Linked DNA regions of Homo sapiens: region 2 is linked to region 1. Evidence: read pairs that join two places in POLR2A ChIA-PET (ENCODE). Cell type or tissue: MCF 10A. All regions are shown on one strand. Links, peaks and the distances in the headings refer to the core of each region. The heading gives the core; the rest is flanking DNA.

What was found. Peaks named below come from ENCODE experiments on the same cell type or tissue, not always from the same donor. Only the 100,000 strongest peaks of a DNase experiment are listed, where the experiment ranks them.
Region 2: POLR2A ChIA-PET joins it to region 1 with 5 read pairs; 2 of 35 experiments call an interaction of 5 or more read pairs at or near these places.

The regions. Positions count from the first base shown.
Region 1 is chr19:4,373,309-4,381,564 of GRCh38, reverse strand. All of the region lies in intron 1 of SH3GL1 (SH3 domain containing GRB2 like 1, endophilin A2), which reads left to right. Among named protein-coding and RNA genes, the nearest start is that of SH3GL1, 23 kb to the left of the region's middle. RefSeq lists enhancers at 1,538-1,637, 1,688-1,737, 2,198-2,277, 3,263-3,995, 5,508-5,697 and 8 more and a silencer at 5,999-6,293. In MCF 10A, for the core only: no CTCF peak of the experiment used is centred there; a DNase peak (open chromatin) is centred at 1,954.
Region 2 is chr19:4,711,353-4,715,352 of GRCh38, reverse strand. It overlaps DPP9 (dipeptidyl peptidase 9), which reads left to right. Exons shown (of 22, transcript NM_139159.5): 4 at 1,016-1,272. Among named protein-coding and RNA genes, the nearest start is that of DPP9, 10 kb to the left of the region's middle. RefSeq lists enhancers at 609-1,108, 1,109-1,610, 1,081-2,280. In MCF 10A, for the core only: no CTCF peak of the experiment used is centred there; a DNase peak (open chromatin) is centred at 1,632.

The DNA of each region.
Region 1 (8,256 bases), core at 277-4,276:
AGAGGCAGGGGGACAGAGACGGGAGACAGAGAAGCAGGGGGACAGAGAGGCGGGGGAGACAGAGGCAGGAGAACGGAGAGAGGCAGAGGGGACAGAGAGATGGGAGACAGAGGTAGGGGGACAGAGAGGCAGAGGGGACAGAGAGAGGGGAGACAGAGGTAGGGGGACAGAGAGAGGCAGAGGGGACAGATGGGAGACAGGCAGAGGGGACAGAGAGAGGCAGAGGGGACAGAGAGACGGGAGACATAGGGGGACAGAGAGAGGCAGAGGGGACAGAGGGAGACGGGAGACAGAGGTAGGGGGACAGAGAGAGGCAGAGGGGACAGAGAGAGATGGGAGACAGAGGCAGAGGGGACAGAGAGAGATGGGAGAGAGAGGCAGGGGGACAGAGAGAGTCAGGGGAGACAGAGGCAGGGGAACAGAGAGGCAGGGGGATAGAGAGAGGCAGGGGGACAGAGGCAAAGGGGACAGAGAGAGGGGACAGAGAGAGGCAGGGGGACAGAGAGGCTGGGGGAACAGAGAGAGGGAGAGGAGGCCGGTGGGGAAACAGAGTTGTTTTTTCCTCTGTTAGCTCTCATCCCTGAAATCAACAAGGAAATAGGACCGGTTCACTTTGCCATGTTGGCTTGAGGTGCCCTGCTAAGAGCTGGGGTTCCATCCAGCCTTCCTTGGCTGTGACACTCTGTGGAACTAATCTTCAACTTCGCAGAAGTTGTTCCCTGGCCTCTGGAATCCCACCTTGGTGACTTAAAAGCTAGTGGACTGATAGAAAATTCAGTCCCCGTTACTTAACTTGGATTTTGAAAACCGTCCCCTCATTCAGGTTTACACAGAACATGCTATTGCCCGTCTAAGCCTGAGGGGACCACACACCCCAGAAACACCAGAGCAGATCATGTTCAAAACCGCCGACTGTCCTGAAGACAGTTGACAATTCATGAGTTTGACGCACGTTTTTTCCAGTCCAAGAGCTGGAGCCAGATACCCACCCGTGACGCCCTCCCACATCTTCCAAACGGGCACTTCCAAACCTTGTCCTGGGCATGTTTCCAAGCCAGCCTCACTGCTGCAGGCTCATGTCATGCCCTCTCTCCTGCGTGCTCCCAGATCCCACCCATCCTTAAAAGCCCACGGCCACGGCCACCTCCTTCCTGCCTCACCCTGGCTCCCTCCCCGCAAGGAGGAAGCGGCCCCTCCCCGCTGGCGTCCTGTCTGTCATAGGGCCTTAGGTTCTTGTGTGTGTGCGAGCCTGGGTTACGTGTCTTTCCTTTTCCACTGTACCTGGCACAGGTAAATACTCATTCAGCCTGACTTGGACCTCAGTGATGGCTCCAGACCGTGGCTTTGAAGAATGGGCAGAATTTGGATGTAGGAAGAAGCAAGGAAAGGAGGGAGAGTTTCCGGTGCAGGGAGAGAGCCCTGCCCTGGGCATCCCTTAGGCAGGTGTTGGAGGGAGGCCCCCAGCACTGGGGCCCCAGCAGCATGGGTCTGCCCTGCCGTGTCCTTCCCCTCCAACCTGAGCCCATGCAGCATCCGTGGGGCCAGTCCTTCCAGGGAAGTGGAAGCCACCCTGGGAGGAGCCTGGCTACCAGACCATGATGGCAGGGTGGGAGAGATTTGAATATTCTTACTGCTCGTAGCTCAGGAAGTGGCAGCACCAGTCCCTTGTCCTTTGGGGCGATGACAACAGAGAAGCAAGCCTTGGGGGGCAGGGCTGCTTTCCCCCCAAAATACAAGTAAGCACAAGGCAGAGCGGCGTGCTTTGTGTTGACGTCGCAGCAGCAGCCATCCTGGCAGTGAGGGGTCACAGTCACGGCCACAGGCTCGCCCATGCACAGAGGCACGTTCTCGAAGGCAGGAAGAGCGTGGGTGTGCAGAGGTGCAGGGAGGGCGGGACATCCCCAGGGAAGGAGTTGCGTTCAGGATGGGCAGCTGTGCCAAGTTCCCAGCTGGTAGGAAGACAGGAATGCAGGTTGATTGGGAAACAGGAGAGAGGGCGCAGCGGCTGTGGCAGCTGCCTGGGGTGTGAGACAGCAGCAGGTGTGTGTCAGGGATGTGGGGAATTTTCTACCAACCTTCTTTTTAAGTTGAGTCATTTTCTCTCTTGGTCCTTTGCTGCTTTATTTTTTTTTTTTTTTTGAGACAGCATCTTGCGCTGTCACCCAGGCAGGAGTGCAGTGGTGTGATCTTGGCTCACAGCAACCCCCACCTGCTGGGTTCAAGAAATTCTCCTGCCTCAGCCTCCCAAGTAGCTGGGATTACAGGCATGAGCCACCATGCCTGGGGTTTCACCATGTTGGCCAGGCTGGTCTTGAACTCCCAATCTCAGGTGATCTGCTTCCTTGACCTCCTAAAGTGCTGGGATTACAGGCATGAGCCACCAAGCCTGGCAGTCCTTTGCTTCTTTCCTCCCGCCCTCGTCCGCCAGTAGAACCTCAGAATTTGTGTCACGGCCATTGACAAATATGTCCCGTGCTGTGAGCATTTTGGAACCGGGACTTGACTCTGTGGCTGATCTGGAGGCGCTCTGGGCGCAACATGAGATTTCGTGCACGATCAGCCAGCTGTAGCCAGTTTTTCCTGGTGTGCGTGGTCCTGTGAGTGCCTCACCAGGGTCCCTTGGAGATGGGTGTGACTCAGGTAAGGTGTGTTCCTTTTCTTCTTCTTCTTAAGGGCCTGCATGAAGCCTCTTGCTCCAGAAAAACTGGGCTCAGAGGCAGTGTCGTGGGGCGGAGGTGAAACCCCTGGCCGGCCCCACACCCATCATTCCTCGGGACTCAGTTGCTCAGTGCACAGTAGCCTAGGATCGTAGGGTGGTGTATGGTTTCTGTTTTTTTTATTTTTATTTTTTGAGAGAGTTTTACTCTTGTTGCCCAGGCTGGAGTACAATGGCGCGATCTCAGCTCACCACAACCTCCGCCTCCCGGGTTCAAGCGATTCTGCTGCCTCAGCCTCCCAAGTAGCTGGGATTACAGGCATGCACCACCATGCCCAGCTAATTTTTGTATTTTTAGTAGAGATGGGGTTTCTCCCTGTTGGTCAGGCTGGTCTCAAACTCCTGACCTCAGGTGATCTGCCCGTCTCGGTTTCCCAAAGTGCTGGGATTACAGGTGTGAGCCACCGCACCTGGCCTGGTGGTGTGTAGTTTCTAAAGCACATCCACGCCTGAGATGGTTGAGAAAACCGAGGCTCAGAGGGGTTTGTGTTCCTGCTCAGAGTCACAGCCCCGAACGGCAGAGCTGGAACCACATCCAGTCCCGGTGTCGCCCATCCAGGCACCCTAATCCCACGTCAGCCTGCTTGCCTCGTGGCGTTACGGCACACCTTTGCTCTGATGTGTTACTGGCACACCTGAGCTCCCGAGGGCAGGGCTGCTTCTTATTTATTTGTTATCTCAACAACTAGTATTTATTATCTCACCATATACTCAGTGACTGACGCCACCTGGGTGCCAGGCCCTGTGCTGCCTCTGCCACCCCTGTCCCTGTGCCTGGCCCTGCTGGCAGGAAGCTTGTGTTTGAGGACAGAGAACTTGGGGTGGGTTGGCGACGAGAGCCTGTCCCGAGTGGTGTCCCTCCAAGGACGATGAGCCACAGCGGGGCAGAAGGGGCCCTGGGAAGCAGGCTGCACCCGCCAGAATCTCCCAGGCCCGGGACCCAAACGCGAGTCTTCAGACAGGAGAGGCTGCAGTCTTCTCGCTGCAGGGGAGATGGTGGGGGGACTCGGGCCATTTGCCTGCTTCCTCTGTGCTGAGGCCGTGGTCAGCAATTCTGAGATTCCCAGCCCGGGTTTCCACCACCGACATCACTGTGTAAGGAGCAGGCAGTGCCTCTGAGCGGCCAGGGGCACCCATGCGCCAGAGCCAGTGCACGTGACCTGGCGAGGGGGCAGGAGTGGCCACTGCAAGGTGACAGCTGCTGGCACCTAATGCTCGCAGAGGGCCCCAGTGCACAGGCGCGGCTGGCTGTGCAGAGCTGCTGACCGCCTCTCACCACCCCCTGCCCTGCCCCGTGCCACCCGGGATGACTTCTGGCCTGGGTGCTTTTGGTAGCCACACCTCAGAAAACCTGTCTTCGTGACTGTGGGCCACCATGGGCATGAGTCACCTGTCACCAGAGCCTGGTGTCCCTGTGTAAGTGTGCCAGATAGGCAGAGGAGACAGGTGAAGGCACATTCCTCAGTGCCCGCTCACAGCTCTGCCCACCACGCATTCTGTAGAGAACCTCAGTGCCCTCCTCCCTGCTGGCAGCCAGGCAGGGATTTAGGCGGTTTCTGTTTGGCCTCCAGTGCTTGCCTCTCCCGTGTCCTATCCGCCCAGACCTCAGACCTGTCACTGTTCCCGGGCATCCTCCTGGATAAGAAACTGCCCAAATGTGGTAGCTGGGTCCCCAGGATGTGAGTCAGGCTAGGCCTGCCTAGCTCACGTTTTGTTCTTTGCAAATTTTCCCAACCTTGCAGCTCTCTGGGGAGGGAGCCAGCTCCAGGCTGGGAATGGGCCTGGCGGCCTCCATCAGTGTCAGCCCAGGTGAACCGTCCACGAGCCACAAAAGGGAAGGTGATGGGAGGAGTATCATCTGGCTGCCTTCCGGGTCACTGCGGGGAGTTGCTGCCCCCGGAGCTTAGCTGCTGTCAAGGGGTGGGATGTGGCGAGGACCCCCAAGAGGTTGCCCGGGGTCCTTTATTCTAGGGCGCTAAGCATTGGAGAGTGCTTCCTGTGTCTGAGACGGGACAGCAGGGGACCCGAAAACAAGCAAGCAAGAGGAATGCGAGGCCCCGTGAGGATAGCAGGAGGGTGGGGCAGCCTTGCAGCCATGGGGACATTTGGATGGACAGAGCCCTGGTGGCTAAGACCCAGCATGGGAAGATCCAGGGAGGCTCAGTGAGGGAGAAGGAACAGCGAGAGCAAAAGCTCTGAGGGGAGATGGGGGGGCCGCCCAGGCAGATGGGGGTGTAAGATGAAGTGTGAAGGGGCAGGCGCACGAGAGAGGAGGCATCAGTGGTGTGTTGGGAGAAGGTGAGGAGACCAGTGATGGGGATCAATCAGGAGAGCTTCCTGTGGGAGGAGGCTTCTCTGAGGTCTGAGGTCTGGGCGGATAGGACACGGGAGAGGCAAGCACTGGAGGCCAAACAGAAACCACCTAAATCCCTGCCTGGCTGCCGGCAGGGAGGAGGGCGCTGAGGTTCTCTACAGAATGCACGGTGGGCAGAGCTGTGAGCGGGCGCTGAGGAATGTGCCTTCACCTGTCTCCTCTGCCCACCTGGCACAGCTGCACAGGGACACCAGGCTCTGGTGACAGGTGACTCATGCCCATGGTGGCCCACAGTCACAAAGAAATGGAAGTCCTTCAGAAATGGAAGGGATCTTAGAGATGGTGAAGATGGTTTCTGTGTCTCAGGAAGGGCTCTGGGCTTTCGGGCAAGTCTCCTCAGCTCTCAGGGAGTGAGGGAACTCACGGCCCCTCGTTGAGATCTGTGCACCTGCAGCCTCTCACCGCTGTCACCATGCCCCGCAGTTCTCTCTCCAAGACCATTTCCAGTCTCTTCCTGCAGGGCTATGCATTGCCTCAGCTCCTTTTGAGGAGCTGTTGAGAAAAGATCGTTTTTTAAGAAAGCCTTATCGTTCCTGTGCATGTGGGTGATGTCATCACACTCTGCCCCCTGGACGCAGATCCTCCATGCTGCCCCCAGTGGGAACACCAGCCTGTGCTCAGTGCTGCAGAGCTGGTGTTTCCCTGCCAGGCGGAGCCTCAGGGGATTTATCGCCTCATTTGTTTGTGGGTTGGCTTTTTCCTTTTATAAGTTTTCATCGGAAACTGATTTTACCAGTTGTATGTCACACAGCCCTCCTGCCTGGTCCCCAAGATGAGAAATTACAATGCATGATGCATGAGGCTGATTTTCATGTAGATGTGTTCGCTCGGGCTGGAGCTCTGGGTGTGGTTTGTTCCTGGGAGAGGAGCCCCAGGCACTCACTGGCATCTCCATGTTTGGATGAAACCCTGTGCAAGGGCAAGGGTGGGAGCGTGTGTCCCACATAGCTGAGCCCCCTGGTTGGCAGGCCTGTCCTCCCGTCTCCTGGGAAGGTAGCATGAGCTTCCCACCTGCTCCCAGATTCCTCGCCCAGCCCTGGGGCGTTGCCCCTCCCCTTCCACCTGCCCTGACTGCATTCCAGGCAGAGCCAGGGTTGGTGGGGCCTGCAGTGGGGATCCCTTGACCTTCCTAGCCACTCCTGCTGTCTGGCCTTGGGCCAGGCATGTCTCTCCTAGGCCCTTAGCTGTCCTGTTTATCAAGTGGAGACATCTGCCCAGAGGCGGCAGCTGGGCCAGGTGGGGGCTGGAGGGCCCGGCTGGCTCTGTCCACTCCTCTCGGGGTTGTCCTGGAGCTCTGTGGGGTCAGCCTCGCACCACAGACAGTAGGTCCCAGCTTTCCACAGCAGAGGGCACCCCTTCTCCCCCACGCATGGAGGGGCAGGTGGGTCTCGTAGGTGCCCGAGGGGAGCAGGTCGGGCTCAGTGCTCTGCTGCCTCCTGGGCAGACTGGTAGTGGTGATGGGAGCCCCAGGGCTGCCGGTCATTAGAGCCGAGCCCAGGTCACCGCCCTGCCACCATGTGCTGGGACAGCGTGTGGCCCATGGCTTCTGCCAGACGGGCGGTGAGGGAGCCCCCACCATTGGGCAGCACTGGCCAGCCTAGGCCCCATACGGCCACCAGGCGCAGCCCGCAGCCTCCCCCACACCCATGTGGAGCTGGGCCAGGCAGGGTGCGTCCTCGGCATGCGTTTCCAAGGACTGCTGAGTCACCTCAGGGGTGACTCAGGGGCCCAGGGGCCAGGCCAGAGCCAAGGGGGACAGCAGGGGAGAGGCCGGGCTGCAAGGCCACAGCACGGGAAGGGCAGCATGCGGACCAGAGGCCAAGCCTCTCAATGCAGACGAGGGCCAGGAGGCCAGGGAGGAGGCTGTCCCGGGAGAAACGCCGATTGCCCCATCTAGGGCGGACGGGCCAGGTTCGGGCTGGTGGAGGCCTTCCGGGATGCAGGCCCTGCACAGGGTTCCTTAGGGTTTAAAGTCAGCAGCCAGAGCTGGAGGCCTCATCAGAAAGGCAGTGTGGGCTGGACTCCCGCTGGTGACTTTGCTGTCAGCACAGGAGAGGTCCTTCTGGCCCTGGGGCTGCCCTCACGGAGCCTCCGGCCACCAGACCATCATAGACCAGGCCTGAATGTCCCCTTTCTCTCTCGGGGATGGTCACAGAGCTGGCCCCTGGCCCCTGGCTGCCACTCTGTTGTGGCCACCGCTGAGCAATTTCCTGTCGTGGCTGTCACCACTTCGTCTGCGTGACTTCTTTCCAGTGGCTGATTCCCTCTCTGCTTCCAGTTCCCCTGATGTGTTGGCCTCAGACTCTTGGATGGGGCCTCCAGGGCCCATCTGGAGGATTTCTCTTGCCTAAGTTTTTTTCTCCCCCTCATTTTCATGTGCTGTGACTTCAAATGACATCGGCTCGCTGCCGCGCACACAACAAAGCATTTATCGCTCTCTGCCAATCTGAGAGTCCTTTCTCCAGCTCCAAGAGCCAGGAGTCAGGCAGGGCAGGGCCCGACAGCCTGAGAGACGGCATGAATGGCCAGCACCACAGTTGGCAGAAACGCACCCCCAAGGCGATTTAGACTGCGGTGGCCGGGCCGCACCATGGCCCCCAATGTCTGGCTGTCTTTCCCTACCATGGCACCCAGCCACACCTCTGGCCAGGAAGTCTGTGGCAGGCCTGTCCCCACAGCCTGGGGGCCGTGGGGAAGCCGGGCTCTCAGGGGGCCCTCTGTGGCCTGGTCTGAGGCAGAGCCCATTCTGGTTCCAGTCCAGAGCCGGTATCTCGGTTGCCAGCCCAGGCCCAAGGGACTGCCCCTTTGGCTGAGAGGACGCCTGGGGCTTCCAGAGCCACTGTCCTTTTGCTGCCAGAGCTTGGTTCCCAGAGGAGCGCCTGACCCGCCACAGAGGTGGGTCTGTGGCTGTCCCCGGGTGCCCAATCTGGCCATGGTGGCAGCGTCTGGTTTGGGGTTTCCGTGAGAAAATAATTTCAGAAACTTTGTCTTGATTCATTGTTTTCAGTGCCTCCGTTCCCAAAGGCTGCTTTTTAAAAACCATTCAGCCTTGATGGACAGGAGGGGAGATCTCTACTGAGAGGCTGGAGGCTCGAAGGACAGTGGCAAATCCAGGGCTCTCAGAACTCCCAGATGCTGAGGGGAGCCCCGGCTGTCGGGACCCTTC
Region 2 (4,000 bases), core at 1-4,000, 330 kb before region 1:
GCTGAGATCTGATTAGAAGCTGGCCAAGCAGGCTGGGTGCAGTGGCTCATGCCTGTAATCCCAGCACTTTGGGAAGCTGAGGGAGGCGGATCACTTGAGGTCAGGAGTTCGAGAGCAGCCTGACCAACATAGTGAAACCCTGTCTCTACTAAAAATACAAAAAACATTAGTTGGGCATGGTGGCAGGCACCTGTAATCTCAGCTACTTGGGAGGCTGAGGCAGGAGAATCGCTTGATCCTAAGAGGCAGAGGCTGCAGTGATCTGAGATCACGCCACTGCACTCCAGCCTTTGGAGACTCTGTCTCCAAAAAAAAAAAAAAAAAAAAAAAAAAGTATATATATATAAACATATATCAAAGAAGTTAAGCAAAGTGAGGAAAAATGCACTCCGAGCAGGAGGGCCAGCATGTGCAAAGGCCCTGCGGTGGAAAGGAATTTGGCCTGTTTGAGGAGCTGAGTGAAGGCTCATTTGGCTGGGTCACAGGGATAAGAAGGATGAGATTCAAGGGCTTGGCAGGGGTCGACAGCAGCCTTGAGGTGGTGGTGAGAACTGGTTGTTATCCCGGGGACTGTGGAAAACCAGGAAGGGTTTTAAGTGATGGGGTCTTGGCAGTGGATGTGGAACATCCTGGTGGGAGGTGGTTTCAGTCATTCAGCCAAAGCCAAGCATGGTGGCTCACACCTGCAGTCCTAGCAACTTGGGAGGCTGACGCAGGAGGATTGCTTGTGGCCAGGAGTTTGAGACCAGCCTGGGGAACATAGTTGAGACCCCCATCTCCAAAAAGAAGAATGTTTTTAAAGATCATTCATTTGAGAGGTGATGGTGGCTTGAATCTTAGCAGCATTAGTGACATGGAGAGAGGTAGACCAACCCAAGAAGTGTTTAGGGAGTGGGGAAAGCGGCAGGGGTGGGGCTCGTCTGGAAGAACCTGAGTGCCTCGCAAGGGGCAGCATTGGGGCAGCTCGTAGGTAAAACAGTTCTCCTTTCTCATAGTCTTTGCTTCCTCCCCGCAGCTTCTCGCTGAATTCCGAGGGGGCTGAGAGGATGGCCACCACCGGGACCCCAACGGCCGACCGAGGCGACGCAGCCGCCACAGATGACCCGGCCGCCCGCTTCCAGGTGCAGAAGCACTCGTGGGACGGGCTCCGGAGCATCATCCACGGCAGCCGCAAGTACTCGGGCCTCATTGTCAACAAGGCGCCCCACGACTTCCAGTTTGTGCAGAAGACGGATGAGTCTGGGCCCCACTCCCACCGCCTCTACTACCTGGGTAAGCCGGGCCCTGCAGGCTGCTTGGGCGGGGACAGCATCTGGGACCACAGTTCCCTGGTCCTCTCTGTTCCCAGAGGTCCACAGGAGTTGGAAGATCTGCTCGGATGGCTGGGCCCTGGGCATGCTGTCCTTCGAGGCTCAGCCACAGACAGCTCTGACTACAGGGAAGGGCTGCCGCGGGGTGGGTGGGGCGGCCCCCGGAGGGTCAGCCGTGCAGGGAGCCATGCACAGGGCAGCCCCGCTCCTCCATGTGGCCAGGATGCCGTGGCTCAAGCCGGCCCTGTGGCTCCAAGCCCGGAGATTGTTTCCAGTGCTAGTCAGCCGGGTCCACCCCCTGAGTCACTTCCCAGCCACCTGGTCCGGGCTGGGTGGGGCTCGTGACAAACAGGACTGGACTGAACCATTCCCAGAGGGAGTCGGGAGTAACTCCAGGAGGAGCTCGCCGTGGAGGTGCGTCAAGAAGGATCCCGAGGTTCCGGGAAAGCCGCCCGGATGGCAGAACCTGGTTTGCCGCCGGTGACAGCACAGGGGCGGCTTGCCACGCGCTTGCAGCCCCTGCTGCAGGCTCTGGATCCACACTTCCTCCTCTGGGCGTGTGCCTGCACGCAGCTCCTCCTGCAGCGTCTGCAGTGCCTCACGGGACTGGGCTCCTCTGCACCACGAGTGCCTTCAGGGCACGGGTTAGGCTGCATGTCCTCCAGCAGCTTCTGCAGCCACTGTGGGCCTGGCTCCCGTGAGGTGGGCAGCGGATATTCGGATGGTGCCCACTGCACCCAGAGGCCTTAAGAGCTGGGAGGAAGGACACCTTGGAGAGATCAGCCAGGCCTGTGTCTTTGAAAGCAGCGTGACACATGGCTGGGGACCAAAGGCAGCGTCTCTCCCGCTTGGCACCATGGACATTGGGGCCAGATCGTTCTCTGGGGTGGGGCCGTCCGGCCACTGCAGGGTCCTGAGCAGCGTTCCTGGCCTCCACCCACTCCATGCCAGGAGCAGCCACATCCCAGTGGTGACAACCACAGATGTCCTCAGACATCGCCAAGTGTTCCTTGGGGGTGGGGTGGCGCTGGGATCCTTGTCCAGACCGCTGCACTCATCCATGGGACTCATGGTGGTGTCCTCAGCCCCTGAGCCCAGGCCCGCGTGTGCTGCAGCCCCCAGCCAGCATTGGAACCAGTGAACGGCCGTCATCCTCTGCCTGAGGCTGACCACATGCTAACAACAGTGACCGAGGTGGACACCAGGTGGCTGTCTTCTTCCGCCATCAGCGCAGTCCCTCTCCACAGACAGACTTGTGTGGGAATCAGATGGTGGTCTGGCAAACAAAGAATTTAAAAGGAAGAATCATCCAGAACAGGGGTCGGCAGGTGACAGCCGTCTTCAGAAGTCAGGTTTTCCTGGTCCCTGTTACTTTCCTGACATCTTTGGCTGTTCTCAAGCTACAGCAGGAGAGTCACCGCAACAGAGGTCATATGGCCCACGTAGCTGAAAACATTTACTGTCTTCCTTTTATTTTTCATTTTTTTTTTTAGAGATGAGGTCTCACTCCATTGCCCAGGCTGGAGTGCAGTGGTGTAATCACAGCTCACTGCAGCCTGGAAATCCCTGGCTCAGGTGATCATCCCAACCTCAGCCCTCCAGGTAGCTGGGACTATAGGCACGTGCCACCATGCCCAGACAATTTTTTGTATTTTTTGTAGAGATGAGGTTTTGCCGTGTTGCCCAAGCTGGTCTTGAGCCCCTAGGCTCAAGCAGTCCTCCTGCCTCAGCCTCCCAAAATGCTAGGGTTTCAGGCATCAGCCACTGCACCTGGGCTGTCTGGGCCTTTAAGAATGCTGGCCAACTCTAGTCTGGGAGAAATTGGACTGAAATGGCTTGAGTTTCAGTTACCTGAGAGAGCTTGGCTGTTACGACTACAAGTGTACAGACCACGGCTGCCATGGGCCGTTGCCTCTTTTTTATCCTGTGGCGCCCACAGTCTTGGGCCACTTGCTCCCGTTGGGGTTGCTGTCCTGGTCAGGGCGTTTGGAGGAGTTTTCTGTGGCTGCCATTGTGAAAATTATTCACACTTCTGGAGGGCAGAAATCCAAGATCAAGGTTTCCTCAGGGCCACGCTCCCTCTGGAGGCTCCAGAGGAGAACCAGTCCTGGCCTCTTGCAGCTTCTGGTGGCGGCCAGCATCCCTTGGCTTGTGGCCACAACGTTGGAACTTCTGGCCTGATGGTCACACAGCTTCCTCCTCCTCCTCTTCTTCTCTTCTGTCTGAAATTCCCCTCTGCCTCCTTTTTTTTTTTTTTTTTTTTTTTTTTTGAGATGGAGTCTCGCTCTGTCACCCAGGCTGGAGTGCAATGGCGCAATCTTGGCTCACTGCAACTTCCGCCTCCTGGGTTCAAGCGATTCTCCTACCTCAGCCTCCCGAGTAGCTGGGATTACAGGTGCCTGCCACCATACCCAGCTAATTTTTGTATTTTTAGTAGAAGCAGGGTTTCTCCATGTTGGCCAGGCTGGTCTCAAACTCCTGACCTCAGGTGATCCGCCTGCCTCAGCCTCCCAGAGTGCTGAGATTACAGGCGTAAGCCACCGTGCCTGGCCTGCCTCCCTCTGATAAGGACTCATGATGCCATCTGGGTCACTTGGGTAATCCAGGATCATCTCCTCAGCTCAAGAGCCTTCACTTAATCCCAGCCGCACAGGCCTGTCTCTCTGTGTAACGTAGCCTCCACACCCGAG